Regions from separate parts of the Homo sapiens genome. Here region 2 is linked to region 1. Evidence: chromatin loops called from intact Hi-C (ENCODE). Cell type or tissue: PC-9. All regions are shown on one strand. Links, peaks and the distances in the headings refer to the core of each region. The heading gives the core; the rest is flanking DNA.

Evidence for each region. Hi-C counts contacts between places; a loop is a spot of excess contacts. Peaks named below come from ENCODE experiments on the same cell type or tissue, not always from the same donor. Only the 100,000 strongest peaks of a DNase experiment are listed, where the experiment ranks them.
Region 2: it touches region 1 in a loop (26-fold over the local background); 2 of 110 quality-filtered maps call a loop at or near these places.

Annotation. Positions count from the first base shown.
Region 1 is chr3:32,928,633-32,939,262 of GRCh38, forward strand. No RefSeq gene overlaps it. Among named protein-coding and RNA genes, the nearest start is that of CCR4, 18 kb to the right of the region's middle. RefSeq lists a silencer at 8,160-8,357. In PC-9, for the core only: CTCF peaks have their summits at 5,739 (motif pointing left) and 5,954; no DNase peak of the experiment used is centred there.
Region 2 is chr3:32,171,077-32,181,706 of GRCh38, forward strand. It overlaps LOC124906367 (small nucleolar RNA U13), which reads left to right and starts at 1,580; the gene lies at 1,580-1,679. RefSeq lists enhancers at 6,712-6,881, 7,187-7,356 and a cis regulatory region at 6,797. In PC-9, for the core only: CTCF peaks have their summits at 4,680, 4,880, 6,353 (motif pointing right), 7,024 (motif pointing right) and 1 weaker place; DNase peaks (open chromatin) are centred at 6,315 and 6,995.

The DNA of each region.
Region 1 (10,630 bases), core at 949-8,948:
GATACGAATCCTTTGTCAGATACATAGTTTGCAAATATTTTCTACCACTCTGTGGGTTGTCTGTTTACTCTGTTAATTATTTCTTTTGTTGTGTAGAAGCTCTTTAGTTTAGTTAGGTCCTGATATGGTTTGGCTATGTTCCCACCCAAATCTCATCTTGAATTCCCACATGTTGTAGGAGGGACCCAGTGGGAGATAATTGAATCATGGGGGGCAAGTCTTTCCCATGCTGTTCTCAGGATAGTGAATAAGTCTCATGAGATCTGACTTTTTTTTTTTTTTTTTTTTTTTTTTTAAGACAGAGTCTCACTCTGTTGCCAGGCTGGAGTACAGTGGCACGATCTCAGCTCACTGCAACCTCTGCCTCCTGGTTTCAAGCGATTCTCCTGCCTCAGCCTCCAGAGTAGCTGGAACTTCAGGCGCACACCACCCCCACCAGCTAATTTTTGTATTTTTAGTAGAGATGGGGTTTCACCATGTTGGCCAGTATTGTCTCGATCTCTTGACCTTTGGGAGGCTGTTCGCCTCGGCCTCCCAAAGTGCTGGGACTACAGGTGTGAGCCACTGCATACGGCGAGATCTGATCTCTCTCTTATCCCTGCTACCATCCACATAAGACATGACTTGCTCCTCCTTGCCTTCTGTCATGATTGTGAGGCTTCCCCAGCCATGTGGAACTATAAGTCCAATTAAACCTCTTTCTTTTTTTTTTTCTTTTTAAGATGGAGTCTCACTGTGTCATCCAGGCTGGAGTGCAGTGGCGCAATCTAGGCTCACTGCAAGCTCCGCCTCCTGGGTTCATGCCATTCTCCTGCCTCAGCCTCCCAAGTAGCTGGGACTACAGGCACCAACCAGCATGCCTGGCTGATTTTTTTTTTTTTTTTTTTTTGTATTTTTAGTGGAGACAGGGTTTCACCATGTTAGCCAGGATGGTCTCAATCTCCTGACCTCGTGATCCACCCACCTCGGCCTCCCAAAGTCCTGGGATCACAGGCGTGAGCCACTGCGCCCGGCCACCTCTTTCTTTTGTAAATTGCCCTGTCTCAGGTATGTCTTTATCAGCAGCCTGTACTAATAGACTAATACAGTAAATTGGTACCAGTAGAGTGGGGTGTTGCTGAGTAGATACCCAAAAATGTGGAAATGACTTTGGAACTGGGTAACAGGCAGAGATTGGAACAGTTTGGAGGACTCAGAAGAGAGGAAAATGTAGGAATGTTTGCAACTCCCTAAAGACTTGTTGAATGACTTTGACCAAAATGCTGATAATGATGTGGACAATGAAATCCAGGCTAAGGTGGTCTCAGATGGAGATGAGGAAATTTTGGGAACTGGAGCAAAGGTGACTCTTGTTATGTTTTAGCAAAGAGACTGGCAATATTTTGCCTCTGCCCTAGAGATTTGTGGAACTTTGAACTTGAGAGAGATTATTGAGGGTATCTGGCAGAAGAAATTTCTAAGCAGCAAGGCATACAAGAGGTGACTTGGGTGCTATTAAAGGCATTCAGTTTTATAAGGGAAACAGAGCATAAAAGTTCAGAAAATTTGCAGTCTGACAATCCGATAGAAAAGAAAATCCCATATACTGCGAAGAAACTCAAGGCTGCATAAATTTGCATAAGTAACGAGGAACCAAATGTTAATCCCCAAGACAATGGGGAAAATGTCTCCAGGGCATGTCAGAGGTCTTCATGGCAGTCCCTCCCATCAGAGGCCCAGAGGCCTAGGAGGAAAGGATGGTTTTGTGGGCTGGGCCTAAGGTCCCTGTGCTGTGTGCAGCCTAGGGACTTGGTGCCCTATGTCCCAGCCATTCCAGCTGTGGCTGAAAGGGGCCAATGTGGATCTCAGGCCATGGCTTTAGAGGGTATAAGCCCCACCCTTGGCAACCTCCATGTGGTGTTGAGTGCACAGAAGTCAAGAACTGAGGTTTGGGAACCTCTGCCTAGATTTCAGAAAATGTATGGAAATGCCTGTATGTCCACGCAGAAGTTTGCTGCAGGGGTGGGCCTCTCATGGAGAACCTCTGCTAGGGCAGTGTGGAAGGGAAATGTGGGGTCAGAGTCCCCACACAGAATCCCTACTGGGGTACCACCTAGTGGAGCTGTGAGAAGAGGGCCACCAGTCCCCAGGGTCCTCAAGACCCCAGAATGGTAGATCCACTGACAGCTTGCACCATGCGCCTGGAAAAGCCACAGACACTCAATGCCAACCCAGGAAAGCAGCTGGGAGACAGTCTGTACCCCGCAGAGTCACAGGGGCGGAGCTGCTGAAGACCATGGGAACCCACATCTTGCATCAGCATGACCTGGATGTGAGACGTGGTGACAAGGGAGATCATTTTGGAGATTTAAGATTTGACTGCCCCACTGGATTTTGGACTTGCATGGGACCTGTAGCCCCTTTGTTTTGCCCAACTTCTCCCATTTGGAATGGCTGTATTTACCCAATGTCTGTACCTTGACTGTATCTAGGAAGTAACTAACCTGCTTTTGATTTTACAAGCTCATAGGTGGAAGAGACTTGCCTTGTCTCGGATGAGACTTTGGACTGTGGATTGTTGAGTTAATGCTGAAATGAGTTAAGATTTGGGGGACTATTGGGAAGGCACGATTGGTTTTGAAATGTGAGGAGATGAGATTTGGGAGGGGCCAGGGGCAGGATGATATGGTTTGGCTGTGTCCCCACCCAAATCTCATCTTGAATTCCTGTGGGAGATAATTGAATCATGGTGGCAAGTCTTTCCTGTGCTGTTCTCATGACAGTGAATAAGTGTCATGAGATCTCATGGTTTTAAAAAGAGGAGTTCCCCTGCACAAGCTCTCTCTTTTTGCCTGCTGTCATTCATGTAAGACGTGACTTGCTCCTCCTTGCCTTCAGCCATAATTGTTAGGCTTCCCCAGCCATGTGGAACTGTAAGTCCAATTAAACCTCTTTCTTTTGTAAATTGCTCTATCTTAGGTATGTCTTTATCAGCAGTGTGAAAACGGATTAATATAGGTCCCATTTATTTATTTTTGGTTTTGTCACATTTGCTTTTGGGGTGTTAGTCATGAATTCTTTGCCTAGGCCAATGTCCAGAAAAGTTTTCCAATGTTATATTCCAGAATTTTTATGGTTTCAGGTCTTAGATTTAAGTCTTTATACATCTTGAGTTGATTTTTGTATAGGGCGAGAGATGGAGATCCAGTTTCACTCTTTTTTTTTTTTTTTTTTTGAGATGGAGTCTCACTCTGTTGCCCAGGCTGGAGTGCAGTGGCACGATCTCAGCTCACTGCAACCTCCACCCTCCAAGTTCAAGCGATTTTCCTGCCTCAGCGTCCCAAATAACTGAGATTACAAGCACCTGCCACTGGGCCCAGCTGATTTTTTGTATTTTTTTAGTAGAGCTGGGATTTCACCATCTTGGCCAGGCTGGTCTTGAACTCCTGACCTCACGATCCACCCACCTCAGCCTCCCAAAGTGCTAGGATTACAGGTGTGAGCCACTGCGCCTGGCCTCCAGTTTCAGTCTTTTATATGTGGCTTGTCAGTTTTCCCAGCACCATTATTTATTTATTTATTTATTTATTTATTTATTTATTTATTTTAGAGATGGAGTCTTGCTCTGTCACCCAGGCTAGAGTGCAGTGGCGCGATCTCGGTTCACTGCAACCTCTGCCTCCCGGGTTCAAGCAATTCTCCTGCCTCAGCCTCCCAAGTAGCTGGGATTACAGGTGCCCACCACCATACCTGGCTAAGTTTTGTGTTTTTAGTAGAGATGGGGTTTCACCATGTTGGCTAGGCTGGTCTCAAACTCCTGACCTTGTGATCTGCCCACCTCGGCCTGTAATCAAAGTGCTGGGGTTACAGGCATGACTCACCATGCCTGGCCTTCCAGCACCATTTATTGAATAGGGTATCCTTTCTCCAATTTATGTTTTTGTATGGTTTGTTGAAGATCAATTGGCTGTAAGTATTTGGTTTTATTTCTGGGTTCTCTATTCTGTTCCATTGGTCTAAGTGCCTATTTTTATACTAGTCCCAGTAGTACTGGTACTACAGTACTGTAGTCTACAGTCTTGTAGTATAATTTGAAGTCCAGTAATGTGATGCCTCCACATTTGTTCTTTTTGCTTAGGATTGCTTTGGCTATGCAGGCTCTTCTTTGGTTTCATGCGAACTTTAGGGTTGTTTTTCTAGTTCTGTGAGAAATGATGATGATATTTTGTTAGGAATAGCATAAAATCTGTAGTTTGCTTTGGGTAGTATGGTCATTTTCACAATATTACCTTCCCATCCATGAACATGGCATATGTTTCCATTTTTTTGTGTGTCATCTATGATTTCTTTCAGCATGTTTTGTAGTTTTCCTTGTAGAGATCTTTCACCTCCCTTGATTAAGTACACTCCTAGGGTATTGTTTTTGGGTTTTTTTTTTTTTTTTTTTTCAGTTGTTATAAAAGGGATTGAATTCTTGATTTGATTCTCAGTTTGGTCATCGTTGGCATACAGTAGTGCTACTGATTTGTGTACATTAATTTTGTAAACTGAGACTTTATTGAATTTATTAGATCTAGGAGCCTTTTGCATAAGTCTTTAGGGTTTTCGAGGTATACAGTCCTATCATCATCAAGCAATCCTCCCACCTCAGCCTCCCAAAGCAATCCTCACATTTCGGCCTCCCAAAGTGTTGGGATTACAGGCGTGAGCCACTGCCCCTAGCTTATTTTTAATTTGTAAATTTTTTTCTCAAATATTTTCCATTCTTTCTTGGTTGAATTTGAGGATGCAGAACCTGCAGCTGTGATGTCCTGACTGCGCTGAAATATGATGGTTGTCTCAAGAAAAAGTTATTGGGGCCTGGTGCAGTGGCTCACACCTGTAATCTCACCACTTTGGGAGGACAAAGTGGGAGGATTGCTTGAGGCCAGGAGTTTAAGACCAGCCTGGGCAACTTAGTGAGACCCTATCTCTACCAAAAATAAAAGAAATTAGCTGTGCATGGTGGCATGTGCCTGTAGTCCCAGCTACTTGGGAGTCAAAGGTCGGGGAATTGCTTGAGCCTGGGAGGTCAAGGCTGCAATAAGCCATGAAAGAAAGCACCACTGCACTCCAGCCTGGGTGACAGAGCAAGACTCTGAAAAAAAAAAAGAAAGAAAGAAAAGAAAGGAAGGAAGGAAGAAAGGAAGAAAGGGAGAAAGAAAAAGTTCTTGGATAGGCTGGGCACGGTGGCTCACGTCTGTAATCCCAGCACTTTGGGAGGCCGAGGCAGGCGGATCACGAGGTCAAGAGTTCGAGACCAGCCTGACCAACATAGTGAAACCCTGTCTCTGCTAAAAATACAAAAATTAGCTGGGCGTAGTGGCGCGTGCCTGTAATCCCAGCTACTTGGGAGGCTGGGGCAGGAGAATCGCTTGAACCTGGGAGGTGGAGGTTGGTTGCAGTGAGCCAAGATCGCACCACTGCATTCCAGCCTGGGTGACAGAGCGAGACTCTTGTCTCAAAAAAAAAAAAAGAAAAAAGAAAAGAAAAAGTTCTTGGATAATTTAAGTTGTGAGCTGAAGTAGCATTTATTTTGTGGAATTCTTTTATATAGTTAAAAATATTTTCTGAAATGAAATGTTGTCTGTGAGTTTTAAAGGCAAAATTGTAAATTTATCATGAAATCAATTTTCTAAATACTGGTCAATATAAATTGGAAAATGCTGCTGTACCTGCTGCCATCTGCTGGCAGGTTTCATTTCCCTAAAACAGCAATTTTCAAAGTGTGGTCTATGGATCCTGGGGGGAATGGGGGGAAAGAGGTCCCTGAGATCCCTTCCTGAGTATCCATGATATCAAAACTGTATTCCTAATAATACTATAACTTTATCTTTTTCACTCTGTTGATATTTGCTCTGATGGCGGGCAAAACCACTGAGGATCTTTGGACAAATCAAGGCACAACCACCAAACTGAACTTAAAAATGTACTTTCTTCACTGCTGTGCACTCCCAGAACCAGTTTCACTTAATAATGTCCTTGCAGGGCCAGGTGCGGTGGCTCACACCTATAATACCAGAACTTCGGGAGGCCGAGGCGGGAGAATCACTTGAGACCAGGAGTTCAAGACCATCCTGGTCAACCTAGCAAGACCCCATCTCTATAAAAAATAAATTCAAAAAAAAATTAGCTGGGTGTGGTGGCACGCACCTGTAGTCCTTAGCTATTTGGCAGGTTGAGGCAGGAGGATCTTTTGAGCCCAGGAGTTCAAGGTTACAGTGAGCTATGATTGTGCCACTGCACTTCAGCCTGGGTGACAGAGCAAGACTTTGTCTGTAATAATAATAATGATAATAGGCCGGGAGCGGTGGCTCACGCCTGTAATCCCAGCACTTTGGGAGGCCGAGGCGGGTGGATCACGAGGTCTGAAGATCAAGACCATCCTGGCTAACACGGTGAAACCCCTCTCTACTAAAAAATACAAAGCATTAGACGGGCGTGGTGGCGGGCGCCTGTAGTCCCAGCTACTCGGGAGGCTGAGGCAGGAGAACGGCGTGAACCCAGCAGGCGGAGCTTGCAGTGAGCCAAGATCGCGCCACTGCACTCCAGCGACAGAGCAAGACTCCATCTCAAAAAAATACATATATATAATAATAATGATAATAATCTCTTTGATAAAGTAGGAAAAAGTAATTTTTTTATCTCTACCCTTGAATTCACATGGAACTCCATTTTGCTTGAAAAAATGACAAACCATATATGATTCTTCTTTTTTTTTTTTTTTGATATAGGGTCTGGCTCTGTCACCCAGGCTGGAGTACAGTGGTGGGATCTTGGCTTACTGCAGCCTCTGCCTCCAGGGCTCAAGTGATCCTCCTTCTTCAGCCTCCTGAGTAGCTGGGACTACAGGCATGCACCACGACGCCTGGCTAATTTTTGTATTTTTTGTAGAGATGGAGTTTTCCCATGTTGTCCAGGCTGGCCTTGAACTCCTGGGCTCAAGCAATCCACCTGCCTTGGCCTCTCAAAATGTTGGGATTACAGGCATGAGCCACTGCACCGGGCCCCTTTATGATTCTTTAAACAAGGTGTTTGGTAGATATTTTATTGAAAATAAATAAAATAAGCTTGTGATTTCAAGTGAAACAACTGATAATGTTTGTCGCCACTGGTAAAATTTGAGCTTTCAAGCAAAAATTATACTTTAAGAAAATTTGTATTTGTTATCATGAATATGACCACTTGCCAGGAAGAATTTTCTGATGAGATCAGTGTGACATTACTGAATCCCATACGGTAGGCAGAATAATGGCCCCCAAGGGTGTCCATGTTCTAATCCCCAGAACCAGTGAATGTGTTTCTCTACATTCCAAAGGAACCTGGGTTAGGTGTAATAACAAGGGTCCTTGTAAAAAGAAGGCATGAGTTAAGAGAGGAGAGAAGATGCTACATTGCTGGCTTTAAAGACGGAGGAAGAGGCCATGAACCAAGGAATGTAGGTGGCCACTGGAAGCTGGAAAAGACAAGGAAACAGATTCTTCCCTAGAACCTCTAGAAGGAACCAGCCCTACTAACACCCAGAGAAACTGATTTCTGATTTCTGCCTGCCAGACTGTAAGATGGTAAATTAACGTTCTTTAAGCCACTGAATTTTGTAGTGGTTGTTTGTTACAACAGTAACAAAAAACTCTTACAGTGAGGTTTTGATATTGCATAATGAAATGTGAAAAATTTCACATTTTTCTTAAATCTCACAATTCAACTTGACTGAACCTTAACCAAATTGATCCCACTTCTCAATTATATGCAAGTAGGATCATTTACCAGCACTCAGTAATTAATGACATATCTCTTTTCCTTTTTTTAATAAAACCAGGAGACCCAAAGAAATACATCTTGGAATTTTTAACAATGTGTTCATGTCTCATACAGGAAATGAGCCTGGATCCTAAAACGATGGTAGATGATGGGTTTTATAATTGAGACAAACTGTTGTGCCATGGATATATTTTATTACACGAACTGATTACATCTGCTTGTTGTGTGTTGTAAATATTGTTCACATAAGTGATTTTGGTTCTCAAAGGTATGTGTATACTTAGGCACACACATAGAAACACACTGTGGTTTGATGAGATGTTCCTGTTATCATTTTTGTGATATTTTGTTATATAAAGTTATAAATATTTTCAGAGAAAGAAAAAGTTATTTTGTTTAAGTATCATTAATATTACATGAAAAAAATACGTATTTTTTGAGACGAAGTCTTGCTCTGTTGCCCAGGCTGGGGTGCAATGGCACGATCTCGGCTCAATGCAACCTCTGCCTCCTGGGTTCAAGTGATTCTCCTGCCTTAGCCTCCTGAGTAGCTGGGATTACAGTCATGTGCCACCATGCCCGGCTAATTTTTTTATTTTTAGTGGAGATGAGGTTTTACCATGTTGGCCAGGCTGGTCTCCAACTCCTGACCTCAGGTGATCCACCCACCTTGGCCACCCAAAGTGCTGGGATTACAGGCGTGAGCCACTGCACCTGGCCTTTGAAAATATTTTGAATCAAAATAAATTAAGTTTCAGCCAGGCACATGGCTCATTACTGTAATTCCAGAACTTTGGGAGGCCAAGACAGGAGGATTAGTTGAGCCCAGGAAGTTTGAGTTTGCAATGAGCTGTGATTGCACCACTGTACTCCAGCCTGGGTGACACAGATACTGTCTCTCTAAAAAAGCTTTTTAAAAACTAAATTTCACATTAAGTATCACTTATCTTGGAATGTTCTTTGGAATGTCCAAATGTCCAAATGCAGTGAGAGAACCACAGTGACAATGTTCAGCCATTCATATTTCATTTCCCTCTCCACACTGACATCTGGCACTTAGGAAGGCTTAGTACATCCCAGCCCTTAACCCTGTGGTGCTAATATTTACGCAGGGTCAGTGGCTGAGTGTTGATGTGGGAGTGTCCAGGAAATGACAGGGGCTAAAGGAGGCTGGGGGAGAGGGATGAGGGGAGGAAAAGGATATCTACTCCCAAGGGATGGGAGAGACAGTATTTGACACCCGAGGACTCTGAGGAAGGAGTAATCCTAAGGGGCTGGCCCTGGGTTTCTTCTACTGTTTCTAAACAGGCTCACTTTTCTTTGTTGAAAGCCTGGGTTTTGCAGTTTATGGCCCCACTATTTGGCTCAACATGGTGCTATTATTTTTTTCTTTTTTTTCTTTTTTGAGACAGGGTCTCACTCTGTCACACAGGCTGGAGTGCAGCGGCACGATCTCGGCTCACTGCAACCTCCACCTCCCGAGTCCAAGCGATTCTTATACCTCAGCCTCCCTAGTAGCTAGGACTACAGGCATGCCACCACGCCCGGCTAATTTTTTGTATTTTTAATAGAGATGGAGTTTCACCATGTTGGCCAGGCTGGTCTCATACTCCTGACCTCAAATGATCTGGCCGCCTCGGCCTCCCAAAGTGCTGGGATTACAGGCATGAGCCACCACACCGAGCCAGTGCTATTATTTTCTGACAGTTTTTCCTTCTCTTTTTACGCTAGACCAAAAAAAACATGGCAGCAACAGATCATGGTGCGCCTCCGCAGTCTCTGCCAGTTGCCACAGCCACCTCCTGCCTCCACAGGTCCCACCCAAGGATTCTCAGAGGTGCAGGAATGAGATTTCTTTCCAGCTCCCTTCCTGGTGGTGGCTCCTCATGTCACACAGAAATAGTTACCACCACGCTGTGGGAACTATTTCTCTATAGTAAAATTCCCTGTGATATTTTCTTTTCCCTATTATCCTTTCGTAGACAACATGGCAGTATTAAAATTGTTTATATTCTTCAAATATATGCACCTGTGTTTATATATGTTGTGTTTCCAATCGTGTTTAACAGAGAAGGGATGGATTCTTAGGTCAGGAGGGAGAAAGAATCTCATCCAGGGCTGACTGAAAAGTAGGAGGAAACTGGTTATTCCAGAGACAGGATTTGATAGTTTGTATACAGGTAGGTGGGTAGGTGGTTGTTGGTGCAGAGAATATATCCTAAAGAATTGCATCCTTGGGTGATGAGACATTTTGGTATTAGTGATTATGGAAGAGGCAGCTCTCTTCTGGCCTTTAACATACTCGTTTTTTGTTTTTTGTTTTTTTTTTTTTTGAGACAGAATTTCACTCTTGTTGCCCAGGCTGGAGTGCAACGGTGTGATCTCAGCTCACTGCAACCTCCACCTTCCGAGTTCAAGTGATTCTCCTACCTCAGCCTCAGGAAAGTAGCTGAAATTACAGGCGCCCGCCACCACTCCCAGCTAATTTTTGTATTTTTAGTAAAGACGGGTTCACCATGTTGGCAGGGCTAGTCTCAAACTCCTGATCTCAGGTGATCCACCTGCCCGTCTCCCAAAGTGCTGGGATTACAGGAATGAGCCACCGTGCCTGGCCCGTACTTATTTATTAATATAAACAAATTAATAATCAGACTTATAATTTAGTTATATATTTATGTTAGTTTCCCAAAGGGCTAATTTTACACAATGAGGCTTCAGTCTGGGGAGTAGGACATTATTTGGGGCTTAAAAAAAGAAAAAAAGATGGTCAATCTATCTCTGGAATATTGAAGTTCATTTCTGGATACTTTATTCTGTATCCATGGTTTTATCCCTGCACCAATACCACCAA
Region 2 (10,630 bases), core at 1,177-9,176, 760 kb before region 1:
AATACGATAGATGCTTTTTTAAAATCATTTGAAATCCTTTATAGAGATGGGGGTCTTACTATGTTGCCCAGACTCGACTGCAGTGGTGTGATCATAGCTCACTGCAGCCTCCAACTCCTGGGCCCAAGCAGTCCTCCTGCCTCAGCCTCCAAGTAGCTAAGACTCCAGGGGCATGGTACCACACCCAGCTTTTTTTTTAAAGTAAAGATAGGGTCTTGCTATGTTGCCCAGTCTGGTCTCAAACTCCTGGCCTCAAGCAATCCTCCTGTCTTGGCCTCCCAAAGCCCTGGTACTACAAGCATGAGCCTGGCCAGATGCTTTGAAAGATATTTTTAAAAATAAAGGCATAAAAGAAGGATTAAAAAATAAATTGTATGGGAGGAAAAAAAAAAAGAACCCAGCCAGGCAGATTTGAAAAGGAACCTATTCAAACATTTAGGAATGAATATAATCATTTGAAGTTTAAAAATAGGCAGATGGAAAGATTAAAGACTAGATTTGACAGAGCTGCAGATGGAATTGGCAAACTGGAAAATAGATCTGAGGATATTAAAGTAGCAAAGAAAATATTTGAGAATTTAAAGATTAAGTGGAAGATAGAATAGGACTTGAACATACATCTGATAGGAGTTACAGAAGAGAGAAAAAGGAGGCAATTTTTGAAGAAAAGGCTGAAATTTGTCCCGATTTAATTATGTGCATTCAATTTTATGTTATTCTCCATAATGTATTTCCATTAAAATTTAATCACATGGTCTTTATAGCTTTTTATGACTGCATATAAACTAAGTTGATGGTGAACGTTTTTGAGGAAATACGCTTTATGAAGAATCTGTGTGGATAATCTAATTTACTGAAGCTGTGATTGATTCAAGTTACTGAAGCAAGTGATGTTACCTTTGGTAGGATGGGAGACAGCAGGCCTGGTACTGTGGGAAGACTTGTTCTAGCTCCTGCTTAACATTTAATATCCATGTTGTTTAGCCAAGTCAGCTAACTTCTCTTTGAGGTTCATTTTTCTCATTCGTAAGTGGGAATAATATCTGTGCAGCCTACCTCATAGGATTGCTGTTAAGGTCCGTAAAGAGCAGGAAATCAACATATTAAAGGAGAAAAATTAAATGATCATGGCGATATCTGCTTGTGGCAGAAACAATGCCATGTGTTCACTAAATTATTTTTTCTTTTCTTTTTTTTTTTTTTGTAGATACACAGTTAAATTACATTTCCCAACCTCCCCAGCAGTTAGGTGGCATCACATGATTGAGTTCTAGTCAATGGCATAGGGAGAGAAAAGTGCCACTTTCATGTGTTCTGTCTGGTTCTTTATTATTTCTTCTGTGCGTGCTGGTTGTATATCAATTTCCAGTATGTTCTGGAAGCCATACATTGAAGATGATGGACCCCCTTTTCAGCCAGGATTCTACAAGACAATATGGAGAAAGTACCCCCCAATCACATTGGTCTGTGATTGATAGGTACAAAAATTATTGTATTATGCCACTGAGACATAGGAGTTACTTGTTATAGCAGCTAGCATAACTTCACTTCATACATTGCTAAAAAGATGTTTGAGGAGATCCTTTTGTGGTTGATAAGTGTGATGATTCAGTTTTCATGCTCATGTATGAGATGTGCCCCCAATCAAACTTGTCACAACATCTGCTTATTATCAGACATGAAAAAAAATAGATGTTTCAGGAATTTAAAAATTGAACTTGCAGAAACATCAAGAGATTAGGGAAATTTTAATCCCTTGGTCACTACAGCATCACAGTGTCTGTTTTGCCATCACTTTTTTGGACACAGGAGGCTATATATGAGTGTGGGCGTGCCTATGGGTATGTCTGTCTGACTCTTCCCTACCCAGGATAACTCTGGCTAAATCCAAATTTGTATATCCAATAGTCCTTCTTTCTCCCTCTCACTCTATTTTTTTTTTTTTTTTTGAGACAGAGTCTTACTCTGTCACCCAGGCTGGAGTGCAATGGCATAGTCTAGGCTCACTGCAACCTCCGCCTCCCAGGTTCAAGTGATTCTCCTACCTCAGCCTCCAGAGTAGCTGGGATTACAGGTGCATGCCACCACACCCGGCTAATTTTTGTATTTTTAGTAGAGACGGGGTTTCACCATGTTGGCCAGGCTGGTCTCAAACCCCTGATCTCGTGATCCATCCGCCTCGGCCTCCCAAAGTGCTGGGATTATAGGCATGAGCCACCATGCTCAGCCTCATCCTTCTTTCTCTAGGACTAATGCCAGCAAGTTCCAGGACTTATAACATGTGCTTAACATCAGAGAAGTCTTCACCAGGTGGTGATGTCCTTAAGATGTCTTCCTCATTTCAAAAGCTTTAAGTTAGAAATGTCACTAGATCTTAGATAAGGCCATATGCTACTTGTAACCTCCTGAAACCTGTCTGTCTGAAACCTGAAGGAGTGGTTCTTCAGCTCCCCCTCAAAGACTTAGGAATTAAACTTGTCTGAATTGTACACATTGTGAGTGAAATAGTGCCACTGGAAAGTACTTTACTGTTGAACTCAATGCACCCTGTTATTTGTCAAATTGGTGTTATTTGACTCGTTACAAATGGAAATGCTTTTATGCTATGATGGAAGTGTTATTTGCATTTTTGTTACTAGTCTTATTTTTAAATAATTTTTCAATAGGTAACACAGTCATTTGGTTCAAAAATAAAGCCTGCTTCCCAAGTAGTTATTAGTTTTTAACAATCTCTTCTAGAATTTCATTTCACACACATAAGCAAAATATATATATTCTCATTCCCTTCCCCATTTCTCTACATAAAATTGAGCTTACTTGATGCATTGTTACACATCTTGCTTTTTTTACTTAACATGACATCTTGACAATCTTTTATATCAGTTATTTTTAATAACTGCATGTTTAACTTTTTACTTTGAAATAATTACGGATTCATAGTAAATTGCAAAGGTACCCTTCACCCAATTTTCCCTAATATATCAACACCTAGTTTTTAAAATTGTAAGTTAAAATAACAGTAGCGAAACACTTTCAGCACTGCTCTTTTTCTTTCTTTTTAGTCAGGGTTTCCCTCTGTTGCCCAGGCTGGACTGCAGTGGCTCGATCCTAGCCCACTGCAGCCTCCAACTCCTGGGCTGAAGCATTCCTCCTGCCTCAGCTTCTTCCAATAGCTGGGACTTCAGGCATGAGCCACCACACCCAGCTAATTTCTGAATATTTTGTGAAACCAGGGTCTCACCATGTTACCAAGGCTGATCTTGAACTCCTGGCCTCAAGTGATTCTCCTGCCTTGGCCCCCCAAAGTGCTGGGATTATCGGTATAAGCCACCATGCCTGGCCCACTTTTAGCACTGTTCTAAGTGCTTTGCATAGATGAACATTAATAAAAATGTATCACCCCCATATACAGATGGGGAAACTAAGGCACAAAGAGGATAAAGAACGTGTCCAAATAACAGAGATAGTAATTAATGAGGCCACGTTTTGGACCTGGGGAGTTTGGCTTAAAAGTCTGTGTTCTTAACTCTTAGATAAGACTACATTAACTCCTTTGAGTAATGGGTGTTCATAGTTAAGCAAAAGCAAACAATGATGTGAAGGGTTGAAAGTGTAATCATTCAATTCTTTTGCAGACTTTCATAAATGTACTGTGTTCATGCATGCGATATATTTTAAGACAATACTGTTTTAAAACTTTTTTAATAGTTTTAATATTGAACTTTCTGTATCAATATAATCTCCTACATCATTCTACATATCTGCATCATTTTCTATGACTCTTCCTTAGTTTATTACAGATAAATGTTTGTTTTCTTTTTATTATAATAACTGGTGCAGAAAACATTCTTGCACATGGATTTCTGCTCATTTATATGAGTGAATCTACATCATAAAATCCTGGAAGCGGAATTGCTGGCTCAAAGGTATGTGTGTTCTATACTTTAATGGAAACCGCCAAATCCCCCTTCACAAAGATGGCTGCAATTTATGCTTCTGACCTCACTTTCTGTTCCTAATTACCTCTACAGCCTCTATTAGGGAATTCTTTATAATAACCAGAGACCTAAATTGAACCAAATAAGTCCCAGAAATGTGAGCCTTTGTACTTAATAATTTATGTCTCTCCTGTCAGTTTCACTGTAAAAAATAAAATTTTTTGTTATTCAAAACTACAATTGTGTTAAAGCAGCCATCTTACTATATAGTTGTAATAGTTGGTACTGAAAGTTTTTTTTTTTTTTTTTTTGAGACAGGGTCTTGCTCTGTCACTCAGGCTGGAGTGCAATGGCACAATCTTGGCTCACTGCAACCTCCACTTCCCAGGTTCAAGCAATTCTGCCTCAGCCTCCCAAGTAGCTAGGATTACAGGCACCCGCCATCACGCCCAGCTAGTTTTTTGTATTTTTAGTAGAGACGGGGTTTCACCATGTTGGTCAGGCTGGTCTTGAACTCCTGACCTCAGGTGATCTACTCACCTCGGCCTCCCAAAGTGCGGGGATCACAGGTGTAAGCCACCGCACCTGGCCTTGAAAGTTTTTATAGTCACAGAAATGTTCATGTAAATGAGATGTTTATAACGAATGTTAAAACAAGAAACATTTTTTTAATCACAAATTCACTATTTATTCAAAACCTCTTCAAGCTGTTGTCAAAACAAGCTGAAATGGGGGTAAGATGCTTTTCTGGGAGAGTTCCAGGTTCTAATTAACTATGACCCTTGCCCACTAGAGGTCGCTCTTCGTGAATAACTTCCCTAGGCAGTTGGCATGCTGTGAAAGACATCACTATTCCTATGGCATTTTGGTCAAGTTTTTAGAAGAACACGTATTTCTTATGAACTAAACTAAATTTGTACTAGAAAGCGCCCAGTGTCTACGTTTCACTTTGACTTTTAAACTCAAAACAGACCACAATTTCTTCTTGTTATTCCAATAAAACTTTATTTACAAATATAGACAGTGGGTCAGATTTGGCTTGAAGTCTGTCAATCCCTAGGTTAGCAGGCAAATTTTTTAAACAGGAAAAATAGAGTTGATGCGGCCTTTCTCTGCAAGGGGACAAAGCCTGGGAAATAGAGGTCTGGAGCAAAATGTGAGTCCCCAGAATACAAAGGATACAAATGAAGAGATGCATAGGGTCAGGTATGGGGCCAGGGGCATGGAGCTTCTACGCCCTCCCTGGGCACGCCAGCCTCCGGGGACCTCCATGTGTTCAGCTATCCGGAAACTCCCAGACCACACATTTTGACATACAGCAGCTTTACTTTCACTGCTGGCCTGTGTCCACCTAGATGTCTGGGGGACTTTTGTTGCTTCTTGATCTCTTTCTCTTCCTTGATGTCGGAGACCCACTTATGAACATCTTTACTAAATTTCTGTTTTCTTCTGTCTCTCATTCTGACACTGACATTCTGACAAAAGCAAAAACACTTGCTTCCTGCTTTCTGCTTTTAGGAAAGATTCCAGGAACACACCTGGGAAATACTTTTAAAGGAGGCAGTTTCAGCAAGGAGAGTGGTAGGAAAGATAAAACCTCTTTGCATCCTAATCTTTCTGGTTTGCTTGTCTGTTATCTTTGGAGACAGCATAATTTTCACTAGGATGCTGTGTAATCATGAAGCTAATGAAATGTAAGCTTCAAGACCCTCACTTGTGTAAATCCTTTCTAAGGCCCTGTACCAAACTTTGTTTTCATAGATTTTTATTTTTCTTAAAGTCATAACCCCCTAAAACTAGTCCATCTCTAGTTTCAGAACTTTGGAGTCAGGTGGGGGTTCAAATTTTAGACCTGTGTGAACTTGGGGAGCTAACTTCCCCCTAGGCCTTAATTTTCTTTTCTGTAAATAGTATCTTTTATCTTGGGTTTCTTGAGAAGTCAGAAAACATGTCATTTGCTTTTCCCAATTCCCTGAACATATTAGGGGACTTCATGATGGAAAGAACCCAGAGAGAAAATGACAAATCCATATTTGGATGGAATTGCTTGGGACCTTTGTGGGGAGATGTGCAGGAAGCAAGAGGACACTCTGGACAACAGATCAAAAGGGGATGAGGAGCAGAGATGTTGGGTGAGGCCAGTGTCCAGGCAGTTACTGAAGCCAGAGTTGGGTGAAGGAAGTATCTGTGTGGCAGGAAGGAAGAAGCGGGAGTCTAAGCCCAGCACAGTGTCCAGGGTGAGGCCTGAACTTCAGAAGTTCACATTTCATTTCTTGCGGGTAATTTATGAATCTTGCATCCCATTGCTCAGGACTTACTCATTCAGGACTCTGTTCTCATTGATCCTGCCGTCCTAAGTGTGACAACCGTTTGAAATTAATTATTGCAATACCCAGGATAATCACTTGAGGGCAGCACTGCGCAAGGGTTATTCAACCAACAACGTTCATTTAACAGATACTTATTGAGGACATGTCGTGTGCTAAGCAAAGTTGTAACTAGGGTCAAGGAAAGCTTTCCTGAGGAAGTGACCCTCGACCCATGTAGCAGGATGGGGTGGAATTAAATAGGGAAGGAAGAGGTGTTCCAGGTAAAGGTAGCAGCATGTGCTAAGGCTCTGTGATGGCAGAAAGCCTGGGAGTGGGGGAAGAAGGGACAGTGCCGTGGTAGCTGGAAAAGTGAGTGGGATGTGGATGCAGATCGGGATTACAGCTCAGTTTCTGGAGCCTATTAACATTTTCTGAGCGGTTACTATGTGTCGGGCCCTTTCCTATAACTTATTTCAGGGAAGGTGGTAATAGTCCCATTTTACAAAGGCACAGAGGTATGGCTACCACCAGTCTTTCTTCAAGGCACCTCTCCTTCCCAGAGCATCCTTGTCTCCACTGGACACTTAGTCCTACCTTTCCTTCAACACATGGGTCAATTGTGGCTTCAAGTTGAATATCTTACTGATCATTTTGTGCATACAACGTGTTCTGGTGACTGGGCAGTTCTCCCTAAGCCAGAGGTTCTACTGATACTGTGTGTCCTCAGTATCTAGCCCACAGATGACCACTAGGGGATGCTCTGTTCCAGTTGGTTCCTGTCTGGAAATAGGCACATGACATGGCGATTTGGCAGAACAAATGACATAGTGATGTAGTAGATCTTGGCTCCACTTCATCCCTCCCTGAATCCATGCATTTTGCCACAAGACTTTACAGGCTTTACAGACACGGTATATCTCCCAGGCCCTCAAATCTGGCTTTGCTCTTGTGACTTGCTTTGCCAATGCAGTGTGGCAGGAGTGATGGTGTGCCAGATGCAAGCAATATATATATTTATCAACTCGACTTTCTCCTATACTTTTGCTCTATTTAGTCTCATTTTGAAGGAGATAAAATATGAATTCTATTTTAAATATTTTTATTGCATACAATAGCTCAAATTCATTTCTTTTTATCTGCTGTCTTACTTTCCATTATATGAATAAATCCCATTCTAGTTATTCATTTCCCTATTGATGGGATTTAGGTTGTTTGAAGGTTCTCTTTTTTTTTTTACTAATAAAGAAACAAAATGGGAAATATTTCTGTGCATGCCTCTTGTGTACCTAAGTGAGACTTTCTCATGGGTATATACTAGGAAGCCATGGGATACTCACATCTTCAAATTTACTAAAATATTACTAAATTGCTTTTCAAAGAACTTGGACCAATCTATTCTCCCACCATTATTAGTATAGAAGAATTCTCATTTCTCCACATTTGGCATCACCTGGTGTTGCCATACTAATTTGTGTAGGTTTTTGCCAATCTGATAGGTCTGAAATGGTATCTGGTTGATATTTTAATGTTCATTTCCCTGATTTCCAAAGATGTTGAGCTTCTTTCCTTGTGTTCGTTGGCCTTCCAATTTCCTTTTGTGAGTTGACTGTGCATTTCCTCTGTTTTCCTTTTCTTTTCTTCTTCCTTTTTTTTTTTTTTTTGAGTTGACTTGCTCCTGAAAGTCTGTCCTTACATAATCTTAATATTTTATATTATATATAATGTATGCTTGTATATTATATAAAGATAATATATTAAAGACTATAATATAGTATATGCAATACATTTAAAATATATATCCTTTGTATATTTGGTTGCTTATATGCACTGCAAAGATCTTCCAGTATTTTATAACAGTTTTATTGAGATGTAGTTCATATATCATACAATTCAACCATTGAAAGTGTACGATGGGTTTTTGTTACAATTTTAGAACATTTTCACCAACTTGAAAAAAAAAAACCTTCACCTTTTGGCTATCATTTCCCTATTCCCCCATCCCCAACCCTAAGCAACCACCAACCTACCTTCTGTCTCTATCAATTTGCCTATTCTGGACATATAAATGGAATCATATAATATGTGGTCTATTGTGACTGGCTTCTTTCATTTAGCCTAATTTTTCAAGGTTTATCCATGTTGTAGTATGTATCAGAACTCCATTCCTTTTTATGACCAAATAATATTCCATCGTAGGGATATGCTACATTGTTTTCCCATTCATCAGTTGAAGTAATGTTTACTGAAAAATGTAACTGAAATTCAAAACTGTTTTTAATAGCATCTGATTTCTACTCATCTGATCTGATTGCTTACCCCTGACCTCTCCTCACACATAAATAAAGTTGGTTTTGTTTGTTTTGTTTTGTTTTTACCATGATGATCAAAAAGTTTCTGACTGGCTTTGAACTGTACTTCATTGGTGAAAATCCTCCATTCCAATCCCTATAATTAAAGAGGTAGGCCTGGGGACCCTTGTTATCCTGTGTGGCCTGGGATCAAGAGCATCAGCATCACCTGAAGCTCGTTAGAAACTCACTCTCGTCTCGCAGACCTGTCTGGATTAGACTCTGAACTTGAAGGAGATCCCCAGGTGAGTCCTGTGCCCATTTGCTTTGACAAGCTCCGCCCTGGACCACTCTTTCTCACCCGGGTGAGTGTTGAAATCACCTGGAAGCCTTTGGGAACAATGCCAAGGACCTGCCCGCCTTTCCGAGATTCTGATTTCACTGCTCTAGAGTGGGTCCCAGACTTAGAGTGTCTCCAGAGCTCCCACGGGATCCCACTGAACAGCCAGACCTGATGCAGAGATCTTTGAGGAGCAATCCCAACTTTTTTCTGTAAACCACTTTCATTTAGGGATGTTTAGTCTACATGATTTAAGCCACCAAATTTGCAATTCTGTTAAGCAAAACTGACTGGTTCTCGGTGAAGGAGCTGCAGGCCCCTTTTTAAAGGGACTGGAGTATGACGGCCAGTACACCTTATGAGTGGGTGTCAAGGCTCTGTTGACAAAGATGGTTTGTGTTTCTAAGAAAACACAGCTGAAGCCCTGTGAAGGGTAGGTTGCCAAGGATGTGCTAGTTTTTCTTGGTTCATTTTCAGTTCTCCGTTTACAAATTTGCTCTGCAAATTTGGAATGGCTACTACTTTAAGCAGCGTTTACCCAAAAGTGACTTCTTCCTTACTCCTGCCAACAGAGTAAATACAATAAGAATGGACATCTTGGGTAGACATCAGGATGTCTCTTTTTAAATAAACCCCATCCTGATCTTATCTTTGCTAAGGAAGCTGTGGCAGCAACAAGCTGTCAAATCAATTTCTCTCCCTTCTCATCCCTCCGACGATTTCCTTGAACGCATGTGTTTCTGTTCCCTGTCACTGGGCTCACACAGCAGTCACCACAGTAACCTTCTCATGGGTGGGGGTGAGGAGTTCAGCATCCACCCTTTGTATCCACAAAAGGCTTTGCCACCTTACTGGGGGGGGTTGCCTATGTTTCCTTGTCATTTACAACCCTGCCCCATTTCTGTTCCAGATAGTGGCACAGTAATGCCCCAGATTGAGGTCACTTCTCTTGGAGTTAAAGGAAACAGGAGAGGGATGCGTGGTGTTTGCACCGTGCATCCTGCCATTATCCAACTCACAGGTATGTGTGTGCATCCTCTGGACTTTCTGGCTATGGTCTTTTCAGCCACCTCAGAGATTGTGTCACCTTGACTTACCGAAAGGAGTGACCACCTGAGAATCAAAGGCCCCGGGGTTCCTGAAATCCACACCAGGAAGGGCACATACAGGTGTCAAATCGCTTCTTGGGGTCTCTCCACAAGCACCTAAATGACTACGCTGTTAACTTGATCTATTTCTCTCATACTGGGCCAGAGAACCCTGCTTTATTTTCCAGATACCTAGTGCTAATTCTCCTGTGTTTGTGACACTTTCCTAATTCCAAATCTGGGATATTTTTCTACTACTTGAGGCAGATTCCTTAGAGGCTTTTAATCTGATAAAGAGTTCTCAAACCTGGGCAATCCAGGGTGTGAGTCTTAGTTTGAGAGAGGACAGACCTCCTTTAACCCAGCAAGTCAGAGATCTTTCGTGGGTGGTGAGTTCTGTGCCCACAGAAGCCAGCATGGCTTGCTTAGCATTACAGTACCCCGGGCCTGCCATGGACAATTACTTCTGGTTTTGATCTTCACTAAAGACTTTTGCTTCATTTTCTGGTACACTGCCTTTCTGATCACATTACAGGTCTGCACCTGCGCGTCTGTGCGCATGTGCGTGTCCTTTGTAAATAACTGCCTGTTCTTTTCTTTCAGCTAGTCCTTGCCTACTCCCCTGCCCTGCCTTTTTTATTTTTTAAACTGGTTTCATTCTTTTAAA